2 separate regions of the Homo sapiens genome follow, and region 2 is linked to region 1. Evidence: read pairs that join two places in POLR2A ChIA-PET (ENCODE). Cell type or tissue: GM12878. All regions are shown on one strand.

Region 1 (5,000 bases):
GATATAAACGTATTCCATGTAGAAGATCATTTAAATTTTGAATTTAAGTTTTTAGATCCCCAATTTATATATTTATGCTGTGTACATGAAGTACAAAAAGAGAAATTTAAAATAATAGCATGAAAGATAAATACACATACAAGTTCCAGTATTTTCTGACAACAAATGGATCATGGCACACTCCTCACTTAGAAGAGTCCTGGAATTTTTCACATAGAATTATAGTTTGGTTTTCACATATCTAATTTTCCTTCTAAATTGTGAGCTAGTTGAAGACAAGAACAGATTTGAACAAGACTTGAAAATCTTTGGATTTAAGTGCAATTGCCTAATATCATGCTGAGTTCTTAGTAAATACATAGTAAGTATTCCTTGTATTCAAAAAGGATGTGCCATCAGGGTGTAAGCTAAGAAAGTGTAGTAGTGTCAGCTTTTATGGACATTTGAGCTGATTCCAACAGCCCCTAGTTGAAATATGAATTCATCTCCATATTTCCCAGAGTTTCAACTATAACAACTTATACACAAACATGCCCAAGAGAATATGTGTTGATCTCTATCTCTTAGGAGAATGTACACAGGACACCTGTTTTTCTGGAAACTTGCTCAATAGAATTTTAGATAAAAGACCAGATGACCATAGTGGAGATTTGGGAATTATTAGAATGTTGCTCTGCCCATGCACTGTCCAGGGCTAGTAGCTCTCGAATTTAAAATCTTTACATAAGATGATGTCAGGCATGTAGAAAAAACACAGATAATTCTCCAAAACACAGTTACTAATGGTTTTTATCCTGTTGGAAAGAATTTAGATGTGGCATTTTAGCTACACTAACATGGATAGATTAAAGGTATACTACATAAAAGTTATTATCTTAATAAACAAACAAGGACTAGGAAGTCTTTGACCATAAGCCATAATTCTTTTACATTTCTAGATTTCCACCTAGCTGTCTAGTACTGAAAGTTAAATGTTCACAACTGGAGTTTTGGCTCAGCAATTGCTTAACTTTTCATTGCAATACCTCTTCATGGATGTAAAATGGATGGATTTTGCTTTAAAAAATAATACTTTTTTCTTATAGCTTTTTAAAATTATAATTATTTTGTGTCAGAAATATAATTGTACTCCATATTGAAAGGTAACCCAGTGGGGGAATAATTTTGTACAATTACAAAAAGTTTTAATAAAAGACTGATAAGTAAAGTTTTAAATTTTTAATGCATTCTGCAGGCAGTTGAATGCCTTTTGCCGACTCTGTCACTTATCATTAAAGCTGTGTGAAAGGGAGGCCTACCTGTTATACTTGACTTGATTGGCAAAAGTGTACCCTGACAAATAAAAGTGAAAGAGACAAAAGTCAAAATGAAAAAAAAAAAATTAAAAACACTCACAGTTTCATAGCTAATTTAACATTAATGCCTCCCTTTTACCCACAAAAATTTCTTTGTATTTAATATTCTGTTCTTACCTACTTATTAGCCTACCATTGTGACTGTTAAATTCCTGTATAACATACAGCAATAATTCATTTCTGTAAAGGCACATCCAATTTCCAGGGCATGCTTTTTGGCTTAATTTGAAAAAATTACCCTCATTTGACAGAGAAAACACTTTTCAACATGCACAACCTACACATTTATGTGCAAACTAAATCCAAAGAGTGTAATCTATCTAAGCTTTCTGTGATGAAGGCATCATGAGAGCCATCCTGCAAGCTGCACTGAATTTGCTTCAAGGCTACAATTTGACGTCTTCCTACTGGAGTATCATGCTAGTGTTTGATTGTTTGTTTACCCTGGATTCTTCAGATCCTAAACAACCCACCCAAATCTTTTTCAGTTTCTTCAGGTTTGTGTCCAGTGAGCATCAGCAGCCTGCATTCTACTGCACTGTCCACAGACTAGGAAGATTCAAGTTCTGTATTCAGCTCCCTCTGCCCTCTTCAAACTGGCATGGATAATCTTGTGGCAAACATCAAATTGTCACTTGGTTTCATGTGTCTGTTGCCTAATAAGTTTATTTTGGATCAGACTGATTTCCCAGCATATGCTCAAGATAGAATCTTCAAATGATGCAAAGTGGGATTTTCAAATTATGATCCTGAGCATTTTTTTTTCCTTATCCACTTACATGTAATCTAAAAATAAATACCCAGGCTCCAACAGGATATGACAACTTCAGCAAACAAAATTGAAAATAGCTGCCTTACAATAGTCTCTCCCTCCAAATGAAACAGGGGAAAATATACCTTTAGAGAAAAATACAGCGCCTGTTAAGGAACAGACAATCTACTCACAGCAGGTTTGTGAAGAGAGGCACAAGGACATAAACAGCTCAGGATGGGTATCAAGCAAGGAAAAAACCAGCCAGCAATCACTGTGCTGAATCCCGGAAGGGGCGCGGGGAAGTGGTCACAGGTGATTGTCATGTGTGATAATTATTATTACTGTACACCTGCTCCTCCGCACTAATTAACTTTGGATATGCAAATCAATCCTATTGCATCATGCCCGTGCTCTCCTCCCCTACAGATAAGAAGATGTTCAGCTGCTGGATTTAATTAGGATAATGAACGCCAGGCCCACGGTGGCTTGGCAGGGGAGGTGGGGGGGAAGCTGTGACTGACCTTTTCTCCCAAAACGTTGACATTTTCTAAGGCTTCTGAGCACTCGAAGTCACCTCCATGGCTGGGACATTGATAGGAGCGGATTGATGAGGTGTCATTAGAGGAGAGACGCCGTGGCCCCAGCGTTTGCTGGGAGAATACAGCAGGTGTTCTGACAAGGACACACACCATCACTGTTATTTGCCAAACAATTCTCTTGATTCACTAAAGTCAAGCATGCCAGCATTTCTTTATAAAAGAAAACAAGGCTGCTTTTCATATCCACCCAGAGGAGAGGTCATCACTAAATTGCATTTCTGAATTACTTCTCATTTCACATCAATATATTAAAAAGGTTTCTATTATTCCTCTCCCTTCACATCTTCCTTTCCTCTGCACCCCTCCAATCTCCCCCACCCTGCACTGCCCAGAATCCTCATGGCATGGAAGCTGAAAACATTATGCGATAGTAAGTTAAAAGGGGTTAACTTTGTTCATATTAATCCCTATAATTCCATTCCTATAACATAAGGTGACACAAGGGCTTCTGTTATCAAATGGAATGAGAGGGCAAAACGGCATCTTCTCATTTGGATATCTGGCCTACTTGTTTATCAAAAAATTGTTTGCAATTACATATATATATATATTCCTTATTTGAATTTCAAATTCAAAGATATGCATACAAAATAATATGGAGGAACATAGACTCAATACTGTTCTGTTTTTCTCTCTCTGATCATTTACTCAGCTTTAACTTTTTAGCCATCTGTGTGCCAAGCTTTTCCTATATTTTCCATTCTGACAGTGGAGTTTTATGTAGTAATAAAATAATACCACACTATCTCTCTTTTTTCTATTCTCTTAATGTGTTAAATTATAATAGAAGAATAACTTTAGAAACTAGTCAATTTCACAAAGATATGAAATAAAAGCCCCTTGGTGTATCTGAAAAACCAAACTGATCAGAGCCCAACATGAAGGCAATGCTAGAGTTTCATTTCTAGAATGAAGCAGAAAGGTTTCACAAATTACACCTGGATTTAAATAAAAAAGAGTGCGGTATAATTCTGTGTCTATAATCTTGATATGGTGCACATCGCATGAGGTTTCTTCTAAGAAAAAAGCTTTGAGGTGGTTTACATTTGTTTTAGATCCAAGAGATGACTTACTACTCTTTCCTTTTCTCTAAAAAATGTCATTAATACTTGCATAGGGAAGTATTAATTCCTTTGTAAGGAAGTATCACAAATACTAGTATATATTCAAGTAATATGTTAGGGGGTGGAGATAAATTGATCTTTTCTCCAGTACTTTAAAAAATCAGATAGTTAAACCTAGAACTCTAAGATAATATAGAATCTAATAATCTAATATAAAGAAAAACAAGTGCAAGAAAAACTGCTATCTTTTATTTTTTTCCTCTGAGGTATTACAAAGTGTTGGAATTTAGTAATCAGGGTTTATCTCTTATAACAAGATAGTTACTAGAATGTTATAGGTTACAGCTGGTTGCAATATTCCTTATTTTCTTATTATACCCCTTTCATAATGAGGTTTCAGCATACACTGTTAGTTAACATTTGGCAAGGTACAGCTTTAGAGGTTCCACACATAAGGCTATCAGCAAGGAGCAGGATGTGTCATATAAAATGGGAGTGAACATTTGAAGTTTGCTTGTGTTTCCTTAAAAAAAGAAAGCTAGAGAGAAAGCTCTAGATCAATCATTTTATCATTTGGCTTATTAATTGCTACTTTATTTAGACTGTCTCTGCAATTACTAGTAAAGGTTGTCTCTTCCTGCTCCTTTATCTCTCAATCATGTCTCTTCAGTTCTGCACCTTCGGATATAAAGCTCCCACAGCTCTACCTAGAAATATTTTGGCTAGCTCTGTCTCCCCTCCCCAGCTTCAGTACTTCTCTACAAAAGCCTGTGAAACTGATTTCATTAAGAATATTCTCAAGTATGTTGGCATTTTTTATTGCAGCACTTGTTCATTATCAATCTCAGAACTAGAGAAGTAGAATTGTTGAACCAAGAACCTGGACTCTGAATCTTCAGGGAGGCAATGTCTGACTGCGAAGAGCAGAGCAGCTGAAGGCTCCTTCCCCAGCTACAGACACCTCTAGACCTTGACTCCTTAGACAAGAGGCGCCAGTGGTTTCACAGATCTATGTGCTTAGTACAAAAGGAAGAAAAGGCCACCACCACCTCAATACGACTGCAGGAAGTCATGGTAGAGGTTCACATCCAAAGAGACCACATTAAACCAGGATTTAAGAAGTTAGAACTCAAAAGTCTTACTTTCAAGTCACAACTTTGATTTGGGAGGTCCACTTAAACCTCACATTAACTTTCTCTCTTTGTTTTATCTTGCTGGCTATGTATCC
Region 2 (5,000 bases), 190 kb after region 1:
TAAAATAAAAAAATAAGCTTTTATTTTACCTTCATTTATTTCCTCTCTGGCACGGTTCATTTCTTTTGCAGATGTGAGTAATAACAGGTATATTATTTTCCTTCACTCTCAAGAGCTTTTTAAAAACATTTCTTGCAAGGTGGGTCTACTGTTGATGTGCTGGTAAGGTGTGGGAGAATATGAGACCTTTTATAATCTTACGACTAAATCTGCTTTTTATTTTTATTATTTAGTTTCTTTCCTATTTTATTTTAAGTTCAAGTGGTACATGGCAGGTTTGTTACATGGGTAAATTGTGCGTCATGGGAGTTTGGTATACGGATAATTTTGTCACCTAGGTAATCAGCATATTAGGTAGTTTTTCAGTGCTCACCCTTCTCCTACCCTATACCCTTAAGTAGGCGCCGTTGTCTTTTGTTCCCTTCTTTGTGTCCATGTGTACTCAGTGTTTTCCTTCTGCTTATAAGTGAGGACATGCAGTATCTAGTTTTCTATTCCTGTGTTAATTTGCTTAGGACAATGGCCTCCAGCTCCATCCATGTTGCGGCAAAGGACACGATCTGATTCTTTTTTATGGCTGTGTAGTATTCCGTAGTGTATATGTACCACACTTTCTTTATATAGTTCACCATTGATGGACATCTAGGTTGATCTTTGCTATTGTGAATGGTGCTGCAATGAACATTCATGTGCATGGGTCTTTTTGGTAAAGCAATTTATATTCTTTTGGGTATATACTCAACAATGGGATTGCTGGGTTGAATAGTATTTCTATTTTAAGTTCTTCGAGAGTCTTTCAACTGTTTTCCACAATGGCTGAACTGATTTGCATTCCCACCAGCAGTGTATAAATGTTCCCTTATCTCTGAAACCTCGCCAACATCTATTGTTTTTTGACTTTTTAATAATAGTCATCCTGACTGGTACAAGATGGTATCTTGTGTTTTTGATTTGGATTTACCTAATGATAAGTATAAACCTATTTTTTTGGTGGGGGGCCTATGCCCCAGGATGTGACCTTCACCAGTATTTCTCAGCTTCCTGTACCCTACTTAGGTGAGATAGGAAAGCTAGAAGAGGCTGGAGTGGTTATTTTTCTTCTCCCATGTTGATTAGGTTCTGGCAAAGTAGTTTCCCTTCCCCTGCTGGAAACAGGAGATTTTTCTGATATTCACTGTGAGAACATGGAGGGCTTATAGTAAAACTCTGCCCCAATAAGATGTGATTCTCTGTATTCACTTGTCTTTCCAGTTTTTGGGCACTGATTTGCCTTGTAACCTCAGTTCTCTGATGGATTAAAGAAAAGCTGTTGATTTTCAGATTGTTCAGTTTTTTTCTTTTTTCTCCCCCTTAAGAAGACAGGAGTAAGGACCTCCAAGCTCTTAATATGTTGAGTGGAAACCTCTCTTTACTTTTTAAGAGCCTTCTAATAGCTACTGTCTTCTTTTTTTTTTTTTTTTTTGGTCTATATTTTATAGCTGTTTTCAGTGGGAGAGCTACAGTTGAGTGTTCCTACTCCATCTTATCTGTACAGATGCTCCTTACAGTGGGGTTATGTCCTCATAAGTCCATCATAAATTGAAATTATTGTAAGTCAGTAAGGCATTTAATACATCTAGCCTACTAAACATCATAGTTTACCCTAGCCTACCTTAAATGTGCTCAGAACACTTTTATTAGCCTACAATTGGGCAAAATCATCTAACACAAAGCCTATTTTCTAATAAAGTGTTGAGTATCTCTTGTAAGAGTATCATACCTCATATCACTAGCTTGAGAAAAGTTCAAAATTTAAAAATTCGAAGTATGATTTCTACTGAATGCACAGTGCTTTTTCACCATTGTAAAGTAGAAAAACCCTGTTGACCATTGTAAGTTGAGGACTGTCTACATTTTTTTGAAATACTGATTTGTTTCCTTTAATGATTATATTTCTATTTAGGTTTTTTATTTTTTGAATTATTTTGGTAAATTATATTTTTTTCTAGGAAATTGTCATTTTTTCTAAGTTTTTAAGTTTACAGATGATAGTGTTTATCATTAGTTTTTTTCAAAATCTCATGCACATCTATGGTTTTGCTCTCTTTCCAGTACTCGCACAATTTTGTAAGAGGATTGTTACCTTTTTAAAGAGAAATCTTGAATATCACCTATTTTGTTTGTTTTTATACTTTAAAATTTTATTTTGTAACTTTTAATTTTTAAATTTTAAAGAGCTTGCAAAAAAAGAATGTTTCCATATTCTCTACTCGACTGCCCTAAATGGTGATATATTATAAAATAGCACATAGTACATTACATAGTTATCAACACCAGAAAATTAGCATTGATACAATACTATTAACCTATTTATATACTTCATTAAAATTTTGCCAGTTCTCCTACTAATGTCCTTTTTTGGTTCAAAATCCAAGATGACACAATATGTGTAGTTATCATTGTCTCTGTAACTCCCTTTGGGAAAATTCTTCAATCTTTTTTTGTCTTTTATGAGCTTAGCGCTCTTTTTTTTCTCCTCTAAATTATTTATTGAAATATTTTCTTTATAGGCTTTAAATACCTTAGTGTAAGCAGAACTTGAAATACAAAGGACAAACATTGTGTAGAACCTAGAACACCCTATCAGTTCATTGAATCATGATTTCCTCCACACAAGTCCTCGGATTCTTAATTTGTTGAATTGATCCTAGGCCTTTGTTGTCTCAGGATATTTTTCCTAAATCCTAATTGATTGACCAGTCTTATCTGAAGAATTCCTGCCCCCTACCCACAATCTGTGTAGGTGAGTTATTCTTCTGTCTCTTAGAAAAAGTTAGACTAGGCTGCAAAGAACCTATACCTCTAAGCGTCTCCTCCATTTTTTTTTTAACCTTCTTTAAATATATTTTTGGGTGTTTAAATGGGATTAGAAGTGTCATCTGGCCCCCAAAAGTGACCACTCTTAAACTAAAGATATTTCCATAATAATCAAAGCATAGTAATTTTCTGGGAGACTTCTCACTTCATCACATCCTTCCATACCCTCTCTGGCAGTTCTCTTGAACTTATCCTAGTGATTCTTCTTCCTATTGAAAAATAATGTGCGTACTGCCACAATTTACTGTAGAGTTCTGTTGTTAGTGGGATAAGGCCAACAATACCATGTAGAATTCTGTTGCTCTTCCTTCTTCATGCATGGAAATTTGTCTAAGTATTGTTAACTCCCTAGATGTCTCTATACTTCCAGCAAAGAGATAGCTGGCAACATAGTTTTGTCATTTCTTGGACAGAACTCTTTTTCTTCTCAGGCCAATGTGATAGCTTCTTAGCTTGCCCTCTTTCAGAATCCTTGTCTTTGGTAGCCCGTAAGGCTGCAGAATTTTTAAAACTGTGTTTGTATATACAGTTCAGTAGTGTTAAGTATATTCACATTGTTGTGCAGCAGATCTCCAGAATGTTCCCATTTTGCAGTACTGAAACTCTATATTCATTAAACAGTAATTCTCCATTTTCCTCTTTTCCCAGCACCTGGAAACCAGCATTCTACTTTTTTGTTTCTATGAATTTAACTACTCTAGATACCTCATAAATGTAGAATCATATAGTATTTGTCTTTTTGTGTGTGGTGTGGCTTATTTTACTTAGCCTAATGTCCTCAAGGTTCATTTATGTTGTAGCATGTGACATGATTTCCTTCTTTTTAAAGGTTGATTAATGTTCCATTCCAAGTATATGCCACCTTTTGTTTAATTATCTGTCCATGGCCATTTGGGTTGCTTCTACTTTTGGCTAATTGTCTGTAATGCTGCTATGAGCATGGGTGTGCATGTATTTCTTCAGGATCTTACTTTTAATTATTTTCAATACATACCCAGAAATGGGATTGCTAGATCATATGGTAATTTTATTTATTTTTTTGAGGAGCCGCCATACCATTTTTTATAGTGATGGGGTAATTTTATGATCCCATCAACGGTGCACAAGAGTTCCAATTTCTGTGCATCCTTGCCAGCATCTGTTATTTTCAAAATTTAAAACAAATTTTGTTTGTTTTTATAGTAGCCATCCTAATGGATAGGGGGTGATATTGTGGTTTTGATTTGCGTTTTTCTAATGATTAGTGGTGTTGAGCATGTTTTCATATGCAAGTTGGCCACTCGTATGTATCTTTAGAGAAATAGCTGTTCAAGTATTTTGCCCATTTTTTATTATTTTAGAGAAAGGGTAACTCTGTGTTGCCCAAACTGGTCTTAAACTCCTGGGCTCAGGCAGTCTGCCTGCCTCGGCCTCCCAAGTGCTTGGATTACAGGCATGAGCCACTGCACTGAGCTGATTTTGCCCATTTTTAAACTGGACTTTTGTTGATGTTGGGTTATAGGAGTTATTTATATATTCTGTATATTTACCTCTTAGGTGATTTGCAAAGAGGTTGACACTTTTGAAGAGTACCAGCTAGTATTTTGTAGAATGTCCTTCAATTTGGGTTTGCTTTAAATTCAGATTATGTGTTATTTAGTAAGAATATCATAGAAATGATATTTTGCTTCTCCCAGTACTATCAGTAGGTGCATGATTTATTGTATATCATTATTAGTGACATTAACTTTGATCCCTTTTAATAATTAAAGTGATATTTGCCAGGTTAGCCTGCCATAAATTCATTATTTTCCATTTACAATTAATAAGTGTCTTGTGGGAAGACATTGAATGTATTTGCATTATGTTGCTTTTAATCATCCATTTGCCTATCTGTTTTAATATCTATTAACGACTTGCCCCAATTATTACTTGCCCCAATTATTACTGTGACATTTGCCAAATGATGATTTTCTATTTTTATCATTTCTTCTACATATCTTAATTTATATTTATTAATTTATTTCAGCTGCAGGAAAGAGCTGTATCAACTCTCTCATTTATTTGTTTATTTATTTACTTAAATCAGTAGACAATGGATTTTTTTTCCTATGGGTTACAGTTCATTAGTATTAGGATGGCACAAAAGCAGTCATGATTACTTT

What was found. Peaks named below come from ENCODE experiments on the same cell type or tissue, not always from the same donor. Only the 100,000 strongest peaks of a DNase experiment are listed, where the experiment ranks them.
Region 2: POLR2A ChIA-PET joins it to region 1 with 5 read pairs; 2 of 35 experiments call an interaction of 5 or more read pairs at or near these places.

What each region holds. Positions count from the first base shown.
Region 1 is chr2:57,883,876-57,888,875 of GRCh38, forward strand. It overlaps LOC124907769 (a long non-coding RNA gene), which reads right to left and starts at 2,783. Exons shown (of 2, transcript XR_007086324.1): 1 at 2,631-2,783; 2 at 1,203-1,332. In GM12878, no CTCF peak of the experiment used is centred here; no DNase peak of the experiment used is centred here; H3K4me3 peaks cover 1,313 bases; H3K27ac peaks cover 2,460 bases.
Region 2 is chr2:58,074,663-58,079,662 of GRCh38, forward strand. The region is part of intron 2 of VRK2 (VRK serine/threonine kinase 2); the gene reads left to right. Among named protein-coding and RNA genes, the nearest start is that of VRK2, 30 kb to the left of the region's middle. In GM12878, no CTCF peak of the experiment used is centred here; no DNase peak of the experiment used is centred here.